2 separate regions of the Homo sapiens genome follow, and region 2 is linked to region 1. A link is a loop called in an ENCODE intact Hi-C map of the cell type or tissue named here. Cell type or tissue: endothelial cell of umbilical vein. All regions are shown on one strand. Each heading gives the region's core, and the rest is flanking DNA. Links, peaks and the distances in the headings are about the cores only.

Region 1 (8,333 bases), core at 269-8,268:
AGCTGTCATGTCCCAACCTTGATCCCCCTGGGGCATCTGGTCCACCCCTGCCCATGAGGCCTATGTCCATCCCACAACTTATAATGCTAACAAGCCGTTTGGGGCCTCCCGGTGGTCAGCAGGCCTGAGCCAGGGGTGACAGCAGGGCCCTCAGCCACCTGGTCCCTTGGCACGGTCTGTCAGGGCTTCTTGCCTAATCAAGGGATGCATTTTAATTTATGCAAATGGGGGAGGGATGGTGGCAGGGAGTCACAGACATCCATCACCCCATTTCCTAGCAGCAGTCATTCATCAGTGGGGCCTTAAAGATAATACACTTTTTGTTTCAGGCAATTACTTAATCTTGACAAACTCCTGTGTTAAGCAGGGCTATTAGCGGGGTCCATCATTAATCAGCGCAGAACCAAGTGGGTGCTTTTTCTGAACTGCAATCACTCTTGGGGACCCGGGGTGGGCCCTTTGCCATCCTCGCCGCCCTAATTACACAAGCAGCATGCTAACAACCAGCATCCCACACGTGTTGCAGGGGCGCCAAGCCACGGGCAGAAGAGGGGCCCATTTTTAACGCCAGTCAGAATGTTTTCGGAGCCAGGCAGAATGATACATGGGGGTTATTAGCAGCCACCAGGAACACAGCTGGGGAAACAGATAACTCCCCTCCCCTGGGTCCCTCCCGGACTTGCCTCTGACTTCGCTGGGTACCTGGGCAGCACTTAGATGCCGCTGCATGGCAGACCCATTCTGTTTTAAGGGGTTACATTTCCTTTTGGAAAGACCACGAATGAAGTGAAAATACCAAGGCTGGCCTTGTGTTTCCTGGAGTTTGTTGGTGCTCCACCTCCTTACCAGGGCCTGGGTCACAGAGTACTGCTCCCTCCTCCATCACACACCTGTGACCCTTATTACACCAATGCCTGGCCCAGGCTGCCCTGAGGGGGAGTGGGCACCCAGGAGAACAGGGGATGAGTCGGGCAAAGACTGGGACCTGGGCCTTCCCCCGGCCTCATTTCTTCTTCCTGGTCCAAGAAGAGCTCATACCGCCCTACCCTACCCCACCCATGTCTGGAATTTCAGAGAAATGGGCATGAGGTCTGGCTGTGACACAGATTAGCCATTTGACTGAACCAGGGCAAGTTACTGAACGCTCCTGTGCCTCAGTTTCCTCATCTCTAAAGTGGAGATAATAGTAACAATACCTTCATCAATTGCTATGAGGATGAAATGAGTTAACAAATGCAACATGCTCAGGAAGGCTCCAGTGTGAAGGAAGCCCTGTGCACTGGCTGTTAGAACCACTGCGGTTTCCAGTCTCCAAGGAAGGGCCAGTGCGTGGCTGACTCCTAGAAACTGCTCTGTCTCCTACTGCGGCCCCGAGCAGCATGGCTTTCTCTCCTCGGTCCTAAATTAATTTAGACTGACAGTCGGTAGCTACTGGCCACCCTTGTTATCCTCGGGTTCTGTTTTCCAATAGTGGGAGGATTCACTCATTCATGTATTCATTCATTCACTCACTGGGCACATACTCCTCACCTCCTCCATGCCACTCGCTGGGCTGGTCGTTGACTCAGAGGAAATGGTGTGGAGGGAGTATCGTCTGCCTGCGGTGGAGGGGGGTGGCAGAAGAAAGGTCCAGGAAGCTTCCTGGAGGCAGGCTCGTGTGGACTGGGGTTGCTGAGGGCAGGCTGAGTTGGCATGATGAGGATGAGGGGGTGTGGTGGGGAGGGGCTTTCTAGGCAGGGTGGAGCCTAGGAGGCATGGGGTCTGCAAGGCTGTCATTTGACCCTGGGGCTGGGAGAGTCTGTGGGGCAGGATCTGGAGGTCCTGAGTGCCAGGCTGGGGCTCTTGACTCCATTCTGCTGGCAATGGCAGGACCTGGGGACCACCTGTCAGTCACTCAGACCCTCCTCCTGGTCCCCCTACTGAGGTGTGACTGGACCCACAAAGCAGGGCCTTTGCCCACAAACGCCTCGGATGAGAGTGCACAGGCCAGGCTGCTCTTGGGTTTGTGGAAGGGCAGCTCTGGTTTCTCCGGCCCCGAAACACATTGTATTTGGGAGTTTTCCCCTAGATCTTAAACCCTGTTTATTTAAAAAGAAGTAGACTCTGTCTGCTTTTAATTCACATGCTTAGCTCATCAAAATATTGTTTTGCAAGAGGTTTTTTTTTTTTTTTTTGATGTCAGGAAGGCTTTGGCATGTTTTCCTCCTCCCTTTCTTCTACAGTCTTATTCTAGGAAATAAGATTCTGGGCACCGCTCAGGGCTGGAGGGTTGGGTCATGAGACCACATATTCTGTGTCTCAGTTTCTGAACCAACAAAATAGGGGAGCAGGCTCTTCCCACGGATTCATGGACTGGCCTCCAGTCCTGCTGGTGGACACCGTATCCCAGCAAAGAGAAATACTGTTTCCATGCGCCACAGTGGTCGTTGGTGGGGAGAGTGGGGAGGGTGGTGGGAATGGCATGTGCTCCAACCATCATTCAGTTAACTGGGTCCAGAATCACACGGGCAGGGAGCCAGGCGTCCGAAAGTGTAACACGGCTTGCCCGGTGTTTCTCCACGGTCCTGCCGCACTGCCCCTCATGACCCCGGCATGGGCTTTGCTTTCTGCGGACCCTCTTATTTGTCGAAGATCTCGGGAGTCCACACACCCACTCCCGTGTCTGGGAACACTCCAAGCTTATCAAGAACGCAGCGGGCAGCAATCCAGGGCAGAACAAGGGAGGTGCTGTCGACCAGCTCTGCGCGGAGAGGTCAAGGGTGTGGAAGGGTGGGGAGAGAGGCACAGGCTGACTTAATCCCTTGGGCGGGGCACCGGCCTCACCCACAGAATCGCAAGTAACCCTCCTACGATTCTGGGAACGTTTGTGAGTTAAATGAATGGAAGGGAGGGAGGAAAGGAGGGAAGAAAAATAACTGTGTTTTCATCAGTAAATGTAAGCGACCAAATAGAAGTCTGTAGGAAGCTAAGATTCAAAGGTGAGGAAGGACTGAGGTTTGGGGAGAATTCTCATCACCATATTTTGTGTATTGATGGGACTTTTACTAAGCTAGACTAGAATTCTGAAGCAGTGGAAAGTCAATAATGATAACGAGTTAGGCCTGAGCTGTTCAGTAGGGTAGCCGCGAGCTGTGTGTGGCTGAGTGCTTGCAATGTGGCTATCCTAATTGAGATGTGCTGTGAGTGCAAGATAGGTACCAGGTTTTGAAGACGTAGTAGGAATAAAAGCATGTAACACATCTCATTAACAATTTTTTTACTGGTTCCATGTTGAAGTGATAGTATTTTTGACGTACTGGTTCAATTAAATTGTGTTATTAAAATAATCACCTGTTTCTTTTTAGTTTTTTTTAAATGTGGCTCCTAGAAAATTTACAATAACATATGTGGCCCACATTGTATTTCTGTTGGCCAGGGCTGCATTGGATGAGTGGACACCTAGGGAAGATTCTAGTCCAAGGTAGAGAGAATTGTAAAGGATCCCTTTGAGTAACATAATTATTGGGACTGACAAGAGGCTCCCAGAAAGTGGCCCTTACGGGACCTGCTTGGATGAAAGAATGGAGAGCATTTTGTCATTCCCCTGTTGATTGCAGAAAGACAGTAAGTCCAGCCCCAGTGCTCGTTTGCTTGTCCAGGTGGCTGATTCCGCTGCCCGGTTTTAAAGGTCATTGATTGTCTGTGGCAGGCCCTGCCTCAGAATGCAGCCTGGAATAAAGAGGTGCCTTGGCTCAGCCTGGGAAACCATCACCAGGGCCTGGTGGAGACCAAATGTGGTGGCCTTACTGTCGTCTCAAGAGCTATGGCAGAGTGCAAAGCTGGGACTTGATGCTCTCGGCAGGACGCAAGGCAGGACCTATAAGCCAGATCAAGAAACCTCTTGTTGGGCTCTGCAGGGAAGGGGCTGGATGCTAGTTAAGTACACAGAATGGCAAGTGACACCTTCACGACCCGTGGGGACCAGACAGAGGAATGGCATGGTCATCCTCCTGAAAGGGAGAATCACCTGCGACAAGTGGGCTTCTTGCCGGGGACCAGTCAGCATTGCAATAGCTAGCCGACAAGGTCCCTGCCAGCTGACGGGGTCGCCAGTGTATACTGTCAAATGAGTATGTCAAGGGGCAGCAAGATTTTAGGGGAAAGCCTGAATCCATCCCAGGCCACCTGGCCTAGCCCTGGCCTGTGACAGGTGGAAGGAGCACTAGGGCCTGGGCACCGTCTCCTCCAGCTCCTGGGCTGGATTCCTGCTTTCTGCATTGGATTCTGCAAGGTGCCAGGGTCCCTGGGAGCCATGGTCCTCTGGGCTTCAAATCTATTGCATTTTGCAGTGGGGAGGCTGCACACTACTTTTTTAGAAACCTTCTGTGACCAAGACAGAGTTTTCAACCTTAAGCAAGCTTGACCAGCCCTATTGTTTCTTCCAGCCCTAAAATTCTCTAATGTGGGACTCTACATGTCTACCCAGACAGACAGGCAGCCCCTCCCATTCCTTGTGATGGCGGGGATCTCCCAGGTGTCCCTCTGGAGCTCACCCCAGTCTCCCACCCCTTGCTAAAGGGGCAGGAGCCCAGCAGAGGGGTCTGTAGGGATGGCCACACCGGCACCCTTCGGGGCCCTACTGCGTGCCTGGCCCTGCACTAGCTCTTCTCCACTTCACAGTCTCCCTCTGACATGGGTCCTGTCCCTATCCTCATTTTACAGATAAGGACACCGAGGCACAGGAAGGTTCGGTGAGTCAGCAATCAAGCCAGACTTGGCTGTGGCACTGGCGGCAGCCTCAGCTCTGTCCAACAGGACACTATGCCGCCTCTTGTGGCCTGTCTCCTGTCACTTCAAGGCCACTGTTGCAGGGAACAGATCCCATGACTGCCTGGCTCCCGAGCGGCCAGACCCAAATGGCACGGGGCTGGCCTCTCCCGTGGCGTTGGCTGGAGCACACTCCTCACCCTGGAATGTGCAGGTCCCTCTGCATCCCTACCTGCCCTCACCAGGAGACCAGTCTCAGAACTCTGTGCCTGGTGTGGAGTGGCTGTGCTGGCCCCAGCCCAGCACACTCTCTCTTTCGGCAGCTAATTTGTCAAGTAACACCTCAGCCTGGGGTGGGCAGTGTGCGTGGGCGGACCCAGCAGAGGCCACGGGTCCTGCTAGGCTGTGTCTGCAGGGCAGGCCTGATTGCGTGAGTGGCCTGGGCCTCAGCCAGCCGGACACCAGCCAGCTCGTGGTGTTGGAATTTCCTGTCTGATTTTAATTCCTCCCCCCACGTTTTTCCCCCAAGTGAGACAGAAGCACTTTTTAGTTGCACGTTGTGGAGTGGCCATTCAGGATATTATTCTTATTAAATGCTTCCTGTGGGGTGGTGGCTGGGCATCAGGAGGGCCTCTGGAATTCTCCTGTCCTGTGGCTTATTATTGAAAATCATGGTGCCATTTGCATAAGGCCCTGGGGAAGGAGGTTTTCCATGATTCGTGCTCTTTTGGTGCTTCCTACCTCTGATGCTTAGGCCAGTGACTTCGTCCTCATTTGCGAACGAACACCTGGTCACCTGGGCTCACGTGGCTGAAGGGCTGGCCTTTGAAAGTGTCAGGATCTCAGAACAGACCAAGGCTCCCTAGCAAGGGGAGAAAGTCCCTGGCAGCCTCTCCCAGCCCTGGTGTGCACTTTCATTCATGTACCATCGAAAAGCACAGACCCCTGGATGCCTTCCAAACCTGCATTCCCAGTGGCACCCAGACCCCTTGCAGCTGCTGCTCAGAAGCACTGGTAAATGGTCACCAGGATTCAAATGTCTCCCCCACTCCCGCCTCTCTGATCTTCTGTGTTGAGTTTCTCCAGTTAGTACAATGCCTAGTAGGCGCATGGACATGATAAATGATTTCCCCTTCCTTACTGTGCAACTGGGAACTATGGAGCCACAGCAAGTGTGGAAATGCCAAAGGGCCTGTGAGTCTCCCTCCCGGGGTGGTCCCTGGAGCAGCAGCATCTGCATCACTGGGAACCTGTTAGACATGCCCAGGCTCACTGAGGCAGGAGCTCTGGCAACAGGGCCCAGCAACAGCCTGAGAAACCCCGATATCAGGGCTTAGTGGGTGCTTCATCATGTACCTCTTACTATGTGTATTACATCATGTGTTCCTCTCGAGGACGCCAGCAAGAGATGTTCCTCATCCTGTATGTATAGGAGAGGCCACATGCTTTGCACCGGGGCTTACACTTCACTCGGTTCAGTGCCAGGGCACAATTGGGCATCCTGGGCTCACTGTCCGCACTGCCCTGAGCCTGAAGAGCCTGCCATCCTCCCCCTTCCTTCTGGCTCTGCCAGGTCTGGCCTCTTCCAATGAGCCTTCCTGGCTGCTCCAGACCTCATGGAAATCTTTTCCTGACTTTGAGGCCACTTGGGCAGTTTGTGCTGCGTGGGCCTCGCTGAATCCCGCAGGGTCAGGCTCTCCAGCTGTGGCAGTGGCTTACACAGCAGCGCCCCGGGGCACTCCCTGTGGGCAGGAATTATGCCTCTTGTTCTCTGTGGCCTCCAGAGCCCATGAGCAGCGTCCTCTTACATTGAGCGAGTAGGGGAAGCCTTGACCTGCAGCAGGGTGTGTGGTTGTGACTTCCAACTGTGGATGGAGAACTCTGCCCTGGGTGGTGAGCAGCTCCGCCGTGGATTCCAGAGACAGCTGTGGAGCCAGGCTTGATGGGGCCCAAAGCCTGTGTATGTCAAGGCCATATTAGTGGGACAATGTGTCTGAACTACATCGTATCCCTAGATCAGACCTGGATGGTTGAAGGAGGGAGCATCCAGCCTCTTCTTTGAAGCTGGTGTCGTCGTTTCTGGTATCTTCTGGGAAGCCTTTAGGTACAACTTCCCTGGGGATTGGGCCTGGGATCTCCACAGGAATAGGAGAGAGCAGAGTCTTGCTCCATGGGATTTGTGACAAGCCCAGAATAAATGGCCAGAAGCGACCTTAGCCATGCAAACAGCAAGCTGACATCCAGCATCATTGGTGTTGGGAGGGCGCTGGCCTTCTGGGGTTCATCACCAGAATGACGGTGCTGATCGCCATCCTTACCCATGAGGTTAACATTTTTCATTTCATAAGGTGTCTTCACATTCCTGTTTCATATAGGATTAAGTGGTTTAACTGATCAAATTGTACATTAAGCGTGGAATGGAAAGTAGCAATCACTCTCACTTTCTTTCTCTCTGTTGAGACTGGGGAGTCATTGACGACCATGTAGCCAGTGGTGCATCTGTTCTTGTTTGACAACTCAGACCTGGCCCAGGGCCCCGAGATGGCACATGTGTGCATTCAGGCCCCACTCTGTTCTCCTGAGCCTGTGCTTCCTGGCAGAGCCCAGAAGCAGCCTGAAGATGCAGTACCCTGCCCAGCCTTGCCCTCCTTGCAGCTTTGTCCAGGCCATCCATGCGCCCCCTTTCCTGGAGGGAAGTAGTACTGGGTTTGGTGTAAAATAATTGAATTGTAGAGGAGACCCCATCCTCTGCACTGCTGCTGCCTTGCAGCACACAGGAGGAGCCTTCATGAGATGTCATAGGCTGGGACCTGGTCACATCCCTTCTGCCTTGGGCTTCTCCTGCTGCTGACTTTCCCAAGAGGGGAGTTATTGCTGCAGCCATGGGATATGTGGCTGATGCAGACAAGGAGAGTGGGAGCCCTCCTTTTAAACGGAATTCACAATAGTGTTCACCTGAACTCCCAGACCACCTTGCAAGTTCCCTCCCCTGCTTATTTTCTGCGGGCAGCATGGACACAGACACTAGGGAAAGAATGGTGGGAACCACCAGAGCTTGTAGTAGCCAGCCTAAGCCTCCTGGGGATTGGTCATCTGGGAATAGGGGTGAGTGGCCAGCAGGGATTAATTTATAGAAGATCTTTCCTGCAAAGCCATGGCTTTCATCAGTTCCTGCATCCTCACTCTGTCAAGCAGTGAGTTTGCACAGAGTACACATCTGTGCATGGAGAACTCTGCCCTGGGTGGTGAGCAGCTCCGCCGTGGATTCCAGAGACAGCTGCAGAGCTGGGCTGGGTGGAGCCCAAACCCTGTGTATGTCAAGGCCATATGAGTGGGGTGATGTGTCTGAACTACATCGTATCCCTAGATCAGACCTGGATGGCTGAAGGAGGGAGCATCGGTGGATGCCTTATATGAGTTTCTATCTGATACATCTCAATGTCCCTTATACTGGGAATGGAGGAAAAGTTCTCTTCATTACCATAGCACCGGGACCCTTGTCACATCTGCTCAGAGATGGGGAAGGGCATTATGACTTATTAGGGGTTTCTACTCTATGGACACCATAAATATTCTTTTTTTTTTTT
Region 2 (8,333 bases), core at 177-8,176, 190 kb before region 1:
CTTTTTGAGACTAGAGTTGTAATCACATGTAATCAAGTTGTATTTTGGTGTTTTTTCACATAGCATTGTATCATACCTACCTTGACACATTGAAATAAATTATTTGTAAAACCTTTTAAAATGGCTACCTACTATTCTGTTGTGCAGATGGCTATACTCTAGCTGACTGAATGACTCTCCTGTGGTGGGACCCTTAGGTCTTGCTCTGTTGCCCAGGCTGGAGTGCAGTGGCATGCTCATGGCTCACTCCAGCCTCAAACTCCTGGGTTCAAGCAATCCTCTTGCCTCAGCCCCCTGAGTAGCTGGGACTACAGCTGCATGCCACCACACCTGGCTGATTTTTGCATTCTTTGTAGAGACAGGGTCTCACCATGTTGCCCAGGCTGGTCTTGAACTCCTGGCCTCAAGCAATCCTCCCACCTCAGCCTCCCAAAGTGCTGGGATCACAGGTGTGAGCCGCTGCACCCAGCTGTAAATGATACTTTGATGGACATATTCTTCGTAAAACATTCCCTGGTTTAGGATGCATTTCTTGGAGGTAGGATTGTTGGACCTAAGAGTACGACCCATTTTAAAGTTCTTGTGACTTACTCATCCCAGGTCTTCTGGAACAGTTCCATTTGCAAATGTTCTCCTGGCATCATCCTTCATGCCGTGTCCCAATTTGGGTGATATATCATATGGTCCCCCCACCACAGGCTGCTCTGGAGATTCAAAGGGCCCCTCTCCTCTGTGCCACCGCATTCCAGGATGGGTCTGGAAGGCTCTGGTCACACTTCTAAGACTGCTGGCTGACCCGATATAATGTCTAAACAGCAGGCACTTTGCCAGGCCGATAGCTGGTTGCCCATGAGAGCAGAAGTTGCACCTCAGCCTGCCCACAGCCCCTGCCAAGGCCCAGCTTCTTCATGTATCCCACCAACCTCCAGAGGGCCTCCGTGGGGTGCCAGCACCCACCCTGGTGCTGGGATACAGTGGTGAGCAGCCCAGGGAAGGCACACCGTGGGGGGGCTCAGGAAACCTCATGGCGTGAGTGAATGAAGCAACACGACCACAGGGTGTATGAAGGGAGCCCAGGGTCCTGTTCACGCCCCCATGGAGTTAAGAAGACCCTGATTACAAAGGGCTCCTGGTGGGATGTCAGAGACAGGCTCTAGACGCGGCTCCCAGGTCATGGAGGCATCCGTCTTTTCCAGAACTAGGCAAAAGAGACATGTGAAATGCAAAGACGCGGAAAGAATAGAAGGTTGTCTCAGTTACTTAAAAACTGCAGACCAAGGCAAGAGACCCAGCTCTGCCACATCAGCGAGGAGGTTCTGTAGGGACCAGTTAACAAGAGCAATGAGACTTGCTGACTCTGTCCAAGGAAAATAGTTTTTAATCCAAAAAGTTGAAAATTTCTTTCACATACTTTAGCAGTGTCCTCTGATGTCTTGAAATTTACAATAAAAGCCCCCCCAGTCACTTTTGGCACTTTGGAAATGGGAGCCTGAGAGAAGTAGAGTCCAGGCCTGGCCACGTCCTTAGGGCCAGAAAGGGACGGTTCCAAAGGGCACGTGGAGTACTGACTCTGTACAGTGCATAGCAGCCCTCCAAGTGCGTCCTGCTGGTCCCAGGAGGAGCCCCATGCCAGGCGAGGGCTGGGCAAGGCACTGGCTGAGTAGCTTTGCAGGTAGGCATTCTGGCTCTTTCTACAGGGGCGGGCACTTTTCAGGGCCAGCTGGGCGGTGCTATGCCAAGAGGCAGGCCTGGGGTGACCAGAGCTTTTGAGTTTTTCAGGGGAATAAAGAAATCTGTGTATGTGTTTATTCCTGGTTTTTGAATGTTGTCAAGAAATTAAAAATAGAAGCCAGGCAAGGTGATGTGTGCCTGTAGTCCCAATTACTAGAGAGGTGGGAGGATTGCTTGAGTCCAGGAGTTTGAGGCTGTAGTGAGCTGTGATGATGCCTGCATGCCAGCCTGGGTGACAGAGCAAGACTCTATCTCTAAGAAAGTTTTTTTTAATAAAATACAATTATTCAGTGTTATTCAGGCCAACCAAAACACATCTGTGGGCCAGATTCAGGCTTCAGACAGCCAGCAGCCCGTGAATTGTCCCACCCAACTTGTGGTGTTACGGATGAGGACACCGAGGCCCTGAGGGTGGGGACACATCATCGGAGTGCACAGTGAATTAGCATCAGAGCTCTGGTGAGCCTAGCCCAGGGCTCGCACCCCACTGCCATCTGTCCCTATCAGAGGCACCAAGAGGAGGAGAGGTGGAGCCTGGATGCACCATGTGAAGAGAGACAGGCAGGGGTCTGCAGGGCCTGTCCAACTCTCTGCACAAGGTAGGTCCCTCTCCCTCTGGTTTTTCTGATGAAGAGCTTCAGGTTTGAGTGGGTGAAGTGACCAGATGCTGGTAACCAAAGTGGCCTGCTCAAGATCACTTGTCGGTCTTTCTGTTCCAGTTCGTTCCACTGCTGGCCATGGCTCAGAGTTCCGAGCCATTCTCTTCCAATCAGTGTCAGGGCACTTCCAGTTTGTTACCCTCCTCTTGGAATGCAGCCCTTCCCTGAACACAAGGCCCTGGGGTTGGTCTGATGGGCAGAGAGGAGCAGGCACTTACTCCCCTGGGTTGGGCCTCTGTTTCCCTAGAGAGAGCACACAAACCACAGGTGGCAGGGGAGACGACCTGTAGGTGTCCACAGACAAATGCTTTAAAAGCAGTAGTTTGGCCCTTGGATGTCTGCATGCCTCCTATTTATGGCAAGCATTCTGGCCTTACCTAGAGTTTCCTTTACAAGGAATTGAGTTGACCTAAAGGTTACGAGGAGGCTGGGCTTGGTGGCTCACATCTGTAGTCCCAGCACTTTGGGAGGCTGAGGCGGGCAGATCACTTGAGGTCAGGAGTTCGAGACCAGCCTGGCCAACATGGTGAAATCCCATTTCTACTAAAAATACAAAAATTAGCCTGTGGGCACCTGTAATCTCAGCTACTCAGGAGGTTGAGGCAGGAGACTCTCTTGAACCTGGGAGGCAGAGGTTGCAGTGAGCCGAGATAGTGCCATTGCACTCCAGCCTGGGTGACAAGAGCGAAACTCCGTCTCAAAAATCAAATAAAGTAAATAAATAAATAAATGAATAAACAAAGGTTACCAAGAGCACAGGTGGTCTGCAGTCACGGCAAGCATCATGGAGGTGGCCCACGAAAACATGTTTGGGACGCTGCTCTAAAGTGCAGCCCACCAGCTTTCGTGACAGTGTTTAAAAGTCTGGGTTGAACTGAGGACACTCGGTTTTTTCTCCCCCGACCTGCTACCTGCACAAGCATGGTGTTTAGCCAGAGCTCTCCATTCTTTCCTTATAGAGTGGGTTGCGTGAGGCTCAGAATTTTAGATTTTATTTTGCCAGTTTCTTCTCATTCTTCTAGGGTGATGGGTCTTTATCTTTGCAAATCTTGATTCTACATCCCAAGAATTAAATTCCAGCTTTGTGTCATCCCCATGTATGATCAGCAGCCTTGCTCTGTCTTCATGTAAGTCACTAGCAAAACTGCAGAACAGGGCAGGGCTGAGCAGTCAGGTGACACTCCTGCCTGGCTCCCCGGGGCAGCAATTCCTTGCCCAGACCTCACCCACCTACAGTTGTTGGACTATCTCCAGCTACAAATCCACCAACCGTGTCTCTCCTGCTCCTGCCCGCCCCCCGGGTGAGGGGCTCTGGGTGGGGCTCATACACCATCCGCCATCCGGGACTCGCGTCAGGATCTACCATCAAGCAATCTGGTTATCTGTTCTCAGTCTGCATCTTTGCCTCGTTTGAAGAAGCAGAGAGCATTTCTCCCAGACATTTATTCCATCTTCTGGCCCCTCTCCCAGGCTTCGCACTTCCTAGAGAGTTGTAGGGAGCAATTCTGCATCCCTGCCCACAAGTTTTCATGGTACTCTGGACTGTGATTTATCCGGATGTGAGGAAAAGATATTATTCATCTTGGCTCAATTCTCTGATGACCTTCTCAGCCACGATGAGGCCACTTTCCTCTTACTCCTATTTGTTCAGTCCCCTTGGTGCTGAAGATCATTAGTATTGTTTAGAATGGTGCGACGTCAGAATCGGGTGATTCTCTCTTTCCTCAATGTCTGGCTTAACATTCCTCAGGGAGAACCCACTGGGGGTCATCCAGGAAATGACACAACAAAGATAAACGAGACAATGTTCCTGCCCTTGGGAACCACTGGCCCCAGCACTGCCTCTGTCCCTCTGAACATGCTATAAAAAGATACTGTTCCCTGTCTTTGGAATTTCAAACTGTGGTCATGCCTGTGTATCCAATACTCCTAACAGCCAGGCTGTGAGGAAATGAAGGTTTCTAGACTGGAGTCAGGCGAGATGTAGCAGGGCTGGATGTGTTAAACAAAGCACCGAAGGAAGTGGAAAGCTGCAGTGCCCTGCAGTCAGGACTGAGGGGCTGGTCAGAGTGGAATACCTGTTTACTCACTCAGCTTGCACGGAGAACCTTCTGAGGGGTAAGCACTGTCCTCTAAGCTAGAGACCTCAGCAGAGCTCTTAACAGGATCTTGCTTTCAGAGAGCAAGTGAAGGCAGCACGGTAGGGGTGGGACCTCCACAGGTCAACAACACATTGTCACAGCTGCTGCAAACTCCCTAAAGAGACAGAGTGAGGGACTGCCTCACTTTGTCTGGAGGAGTCAGGGAAAGCATCCCAGAAGAGATGAACATTGAGCAGGGTTTTGAAGACTGCATAGGAACTCTCCAGTAGAAAAGAGGGTGAAGGGCCTTTCAGAGAGAGGCAGCACCAGTTCAAAGGTGTGGGGACAGGGGAATCACAGTGTGCTACATGAGACAGCAGCACAGGACCCCATCCTGAAGTCCCTTGCATGCCTTCTAAAGAATTTAGAACTCCTTATTATATATTATATATAATTATGTAATTATATATATTATATATTATATAATTATATATATAATATATATAATTATATATATATTATATAATTATATATATAATTATATATATATTATATATATATTATATAATATATATAATTATATATAATTATATATATATTTATAATTATATATATAATATATATATAATTATATATATATTATATATTATTATATATTAATCCGGAACTCCTTTTTTAAAATCTGACTCACCCATTTTCATTATTTATTTATTTATATATATTTTTGGAATTAAAAAAAACTTTTATTATTGAAAATTTCAAACAGGTCAGGCACAATACACTGCATGAACCCATCACTCTGAATCAATCATCAACTCATGGCTGATCTTATTTTATCTGTATCTCCACCACTCACTCCATCCAAGATCATCTGGAAGCCAATCCCAGACATTATATAATTTCACTCATAAATATTTCAATATGTATGGCTAGAAGATAAGGACTCTTAAAAAAAAACCACCCAAATATATGACTGTCTTTGTTTTTATGTTGCTGTAGAAGAAAACCTGAGGCTGGGTAATTTACAAGGAAAAGAAGTTCATTTGGCTCATGGTTCTGCAGGCTGTACAAGAAGCATGGCACCAGCATCTGCATCTGGTGAGGGCCTCAAGCTGCTTCCATTTATGGTGGAAGGGAAGATGAGCCAGCGTGGACAGAGATCCCATCCCATGGTGAGAGAGGAAGCAAGAGAGAGATGGGGAAGGTGCCAGGCTCTTGGGAACTAACAGACAACACAGTCATTATCTTCAGGAGGGTTCCAAGCCATTCACAAGGGATCCACCCCCATGACACCCAAACACCTCACACTAGGCCTCACCTCCAACACTGAGGAATGAACTTTTTTCTTTTCTTTTCCTTTCTCTTTCTCTCTTTCTTTCTGTTTTTAATTTTTCCACTGACTTTGTTTTTCCATGGGGATCGAGTTTCAACATGAGAGTTGGAGGGTCAGATATCCACACCATAGCAATGGCAACATCTAAAGAATCAACAATAATTCTTTATTGTCAACAACCCTCCAGTCAGCGAACAAATTGCCCTATTGCCTTATACTTTTTTTTTCTTCAGTTCATTTAGTTTAAATGAGATTCATCAATGCAATTGGTTGTTATGTCTTTTAAATCTCTAAATTTTTAGCTTTGCCTCCAACTGCTTTTTATGCCCTTGAAATTTATTTATTGAGGAGACTGTACTGTGTCTCTGTGGTAGTGTTTAACACGTTCTTCTATCCCCTAAACTTCTACTAAACTGCAGTTAGATTAAAAGTCTCCACAGGATGACCAGAAACAAGTTTGCTTTTTTTTCAACAAGAATACTTCATAGGTGTGCCGTCTCCTTCCATCAGGAGATTCACAGGTCCCTGTTTGGGGGGTACTGGCAGCCCAGATCCATCAAGCCATTAGGAGTTGCAAAATGTCTGATCCTGTCATTCCCTCCTCATTTATTAACTAGAATACTTCTTCTAAAAGAAGAAACTTACCTTTATTAACTATTTGGTTACTCTGAGGTACAGTTAGTATAGGAAAATCAAGACAAACATTTGATTTTTCCACTTTATTTCTTACTTATCAAATCATGATAGCATCCTCTAAGACAACATTATGCAACAGAAATATAATGCCAGCCACATACGTAATTTAAAATTTTCTAGTTGCCTTATGAGAAAATGAAAAACAGCTGAAATTAATTTTAATGATATATTTTTAACCCAGTATTTCCAAAGTACTATCATTCTAACATGTAGTCAACATTAAAAAAATGCAATTTTCCATCTTTTTTTTTTGTATTCAACCTTCAAAATCCAGTGTGTATTTTACACTCAATTCAGATCTTAAATGTTCATCAGAAATAGTTGACTTGCATTCAGATTTCACAAAATTTATAGTGGAAAATGTAAAGTCACATACCCAGGTTGTTCCAAACACACTTAAAAGATTTTCTTTTACATCTAAAATTTTAAATATGGTTCTTCAGCTGGGCTAGCCACATTTGAAGGGCTCCGTAGTCATGCATGGCTAGTGGGTAATGAAAAGCACAGGTCCAAGGAAACCACTGAGATGAACTTTTTTCCAAGTGGCTTTCTATGTGCATGGATCTAAAGATATGTGATGTGTACAATCCATTGGCAAACTCACGTGTCCCACATTTGGTCAGGGAAGCCTTTTTAATTGGCCCTGAGTCCTCTGACACAACTCTAGTTGTCTTTGATAGCTGCCTTCCTTTCTGGTATGACAATATCAGGTTTTGTCTTAGTCACCTCGGGCTGCTGTAACAAAAAACCACAGGATGGTGGCTTAAACAACAGAAATTTATTTCTCACCATTCTAGAGGCTGGGAAGTGCAAGATCCAGGTACTAGCAGATGTGGTTCCTGCTGAGGTCCCCTCCCTGGCTTGTACACAGCTGCCTTCTTGCTGTGTGCACACATGGACTTTCCTTGGTGCTTATGCATGGAGAGAGATGGAGAGGGGGAGCAGGGAGAGAGAGAGGGAGAGAGAAAATCTCTTGGTTTTCTAGTAAGGGCACTAATCCCATCGTGAATCCCTCATCTAAACCCAATTACCTCTCAAAAGCTCCATTACCAAATACTGTCACATTGGTAATGGACACAGACATGGGTACATAGCAGGCTCCTCTTGGGCATTTTCTTCCCAAACCTAGAATCAATCATTTCTCCAAGGAGTTCTGGTTCTTTATAGTGAGAAATGGTATTTAGAAACCAAATCTAGACTCTCAGGGTGCTCACTGCTATTGGGTTGATCATTGTTTTTAAGACTTTTCAGTGGACAGGGCTAAGAAACATAATTTTAAAAAAAGATAAAATACTCATGAGTTCATAATGATGTTTCCAATTCAAATTTAGAACCATAGAGTTTAACTTTATTAATTTTACTTCTCTTTCTCCTCTCTCCCATGCTGAACAATTCTAATTATCCATCATACTAACATAATTACTAATTTGCATGATTTCATACTATATATTCATTATCTGAGAACAATATCAACACTCTACCAACAATATAATTACTGAAAACAGTTTGTTTTCCACATAACCAGTTCCTTTTGTCCTAAAAGCATATCCACAGTCATGTGCAGTCAAATTAGTACGTTTGATAGTCACATAGAATTTTTGTCCCTTTGTATCTACTAACTAGACACATATTTATGCTCATTTGTTTCATTTTACTTTCACTTTTGGGGATTACTTTTTAAAAAATAATTACATTATTTTTATAAAATAAAAAAATATATCCTTTATACTACAAAAAATAAAATTTTAATATTATAATCATGTAAATTCTTTTCATGTTTCTGAAGTCAAGTCTAAAAACCCAAGATATATTCAAAGAAGTCTAGCTTCCATT

The links. Peaks named below come from ENCODE experiments on the same cell type or tissue, not always from the same donor. Only the 100,000 strongest peaks of a DNase experiment are listed, where the experiment ranks them.
Region 2: a loop joins it to region 1, with 8 times the contacts of the local background. A loop is called at or near these places in 12 of 110 quality-filtered maps.

Annotation. Positions count from the first base shown.
Region 1 is chr2:120,910,118-120,918,450 of GRCh38, forward strand. The region is part of intron 2 of GLI2 (GLI family zinc finger 2); the gene reads left to right. Among named protein-coding and RNA genes, the nearest start is that of GLI2, 180 kb to the left of the region's middle. RefSeq lists enhancers at 1,191-2,134, 4,426-5,199, 5,200-5,973. In endothelial cell of umbilical vein, for the core only: no CTCF peak of the experiment used is centred there; a DNase peak (open chromatin) is centred at 5,224; H3K27ac peaks cover 230 bases; H3K27me3 peaks cover 4,629 bases.
Region 2 is chr2:120,718,738-120,727,070 of GRCh38, forward strand. LOC124906073 (a long non-coding RNA gene) reads left to right here and starts at 4,282. Exons shown (of 3, transcript XR_007087219.1): 1 at 4,282-4,508; 2 at 5,471-5,643. In endothelial cell of umbilical vein, for the core only: no CTCF peak of the experiment used is centred there; a DNase peak (open chromatin) is centred at 4,134; H3K27ac peaks cover 1,044 bases; H3K27me3 peaks cover 276 bases.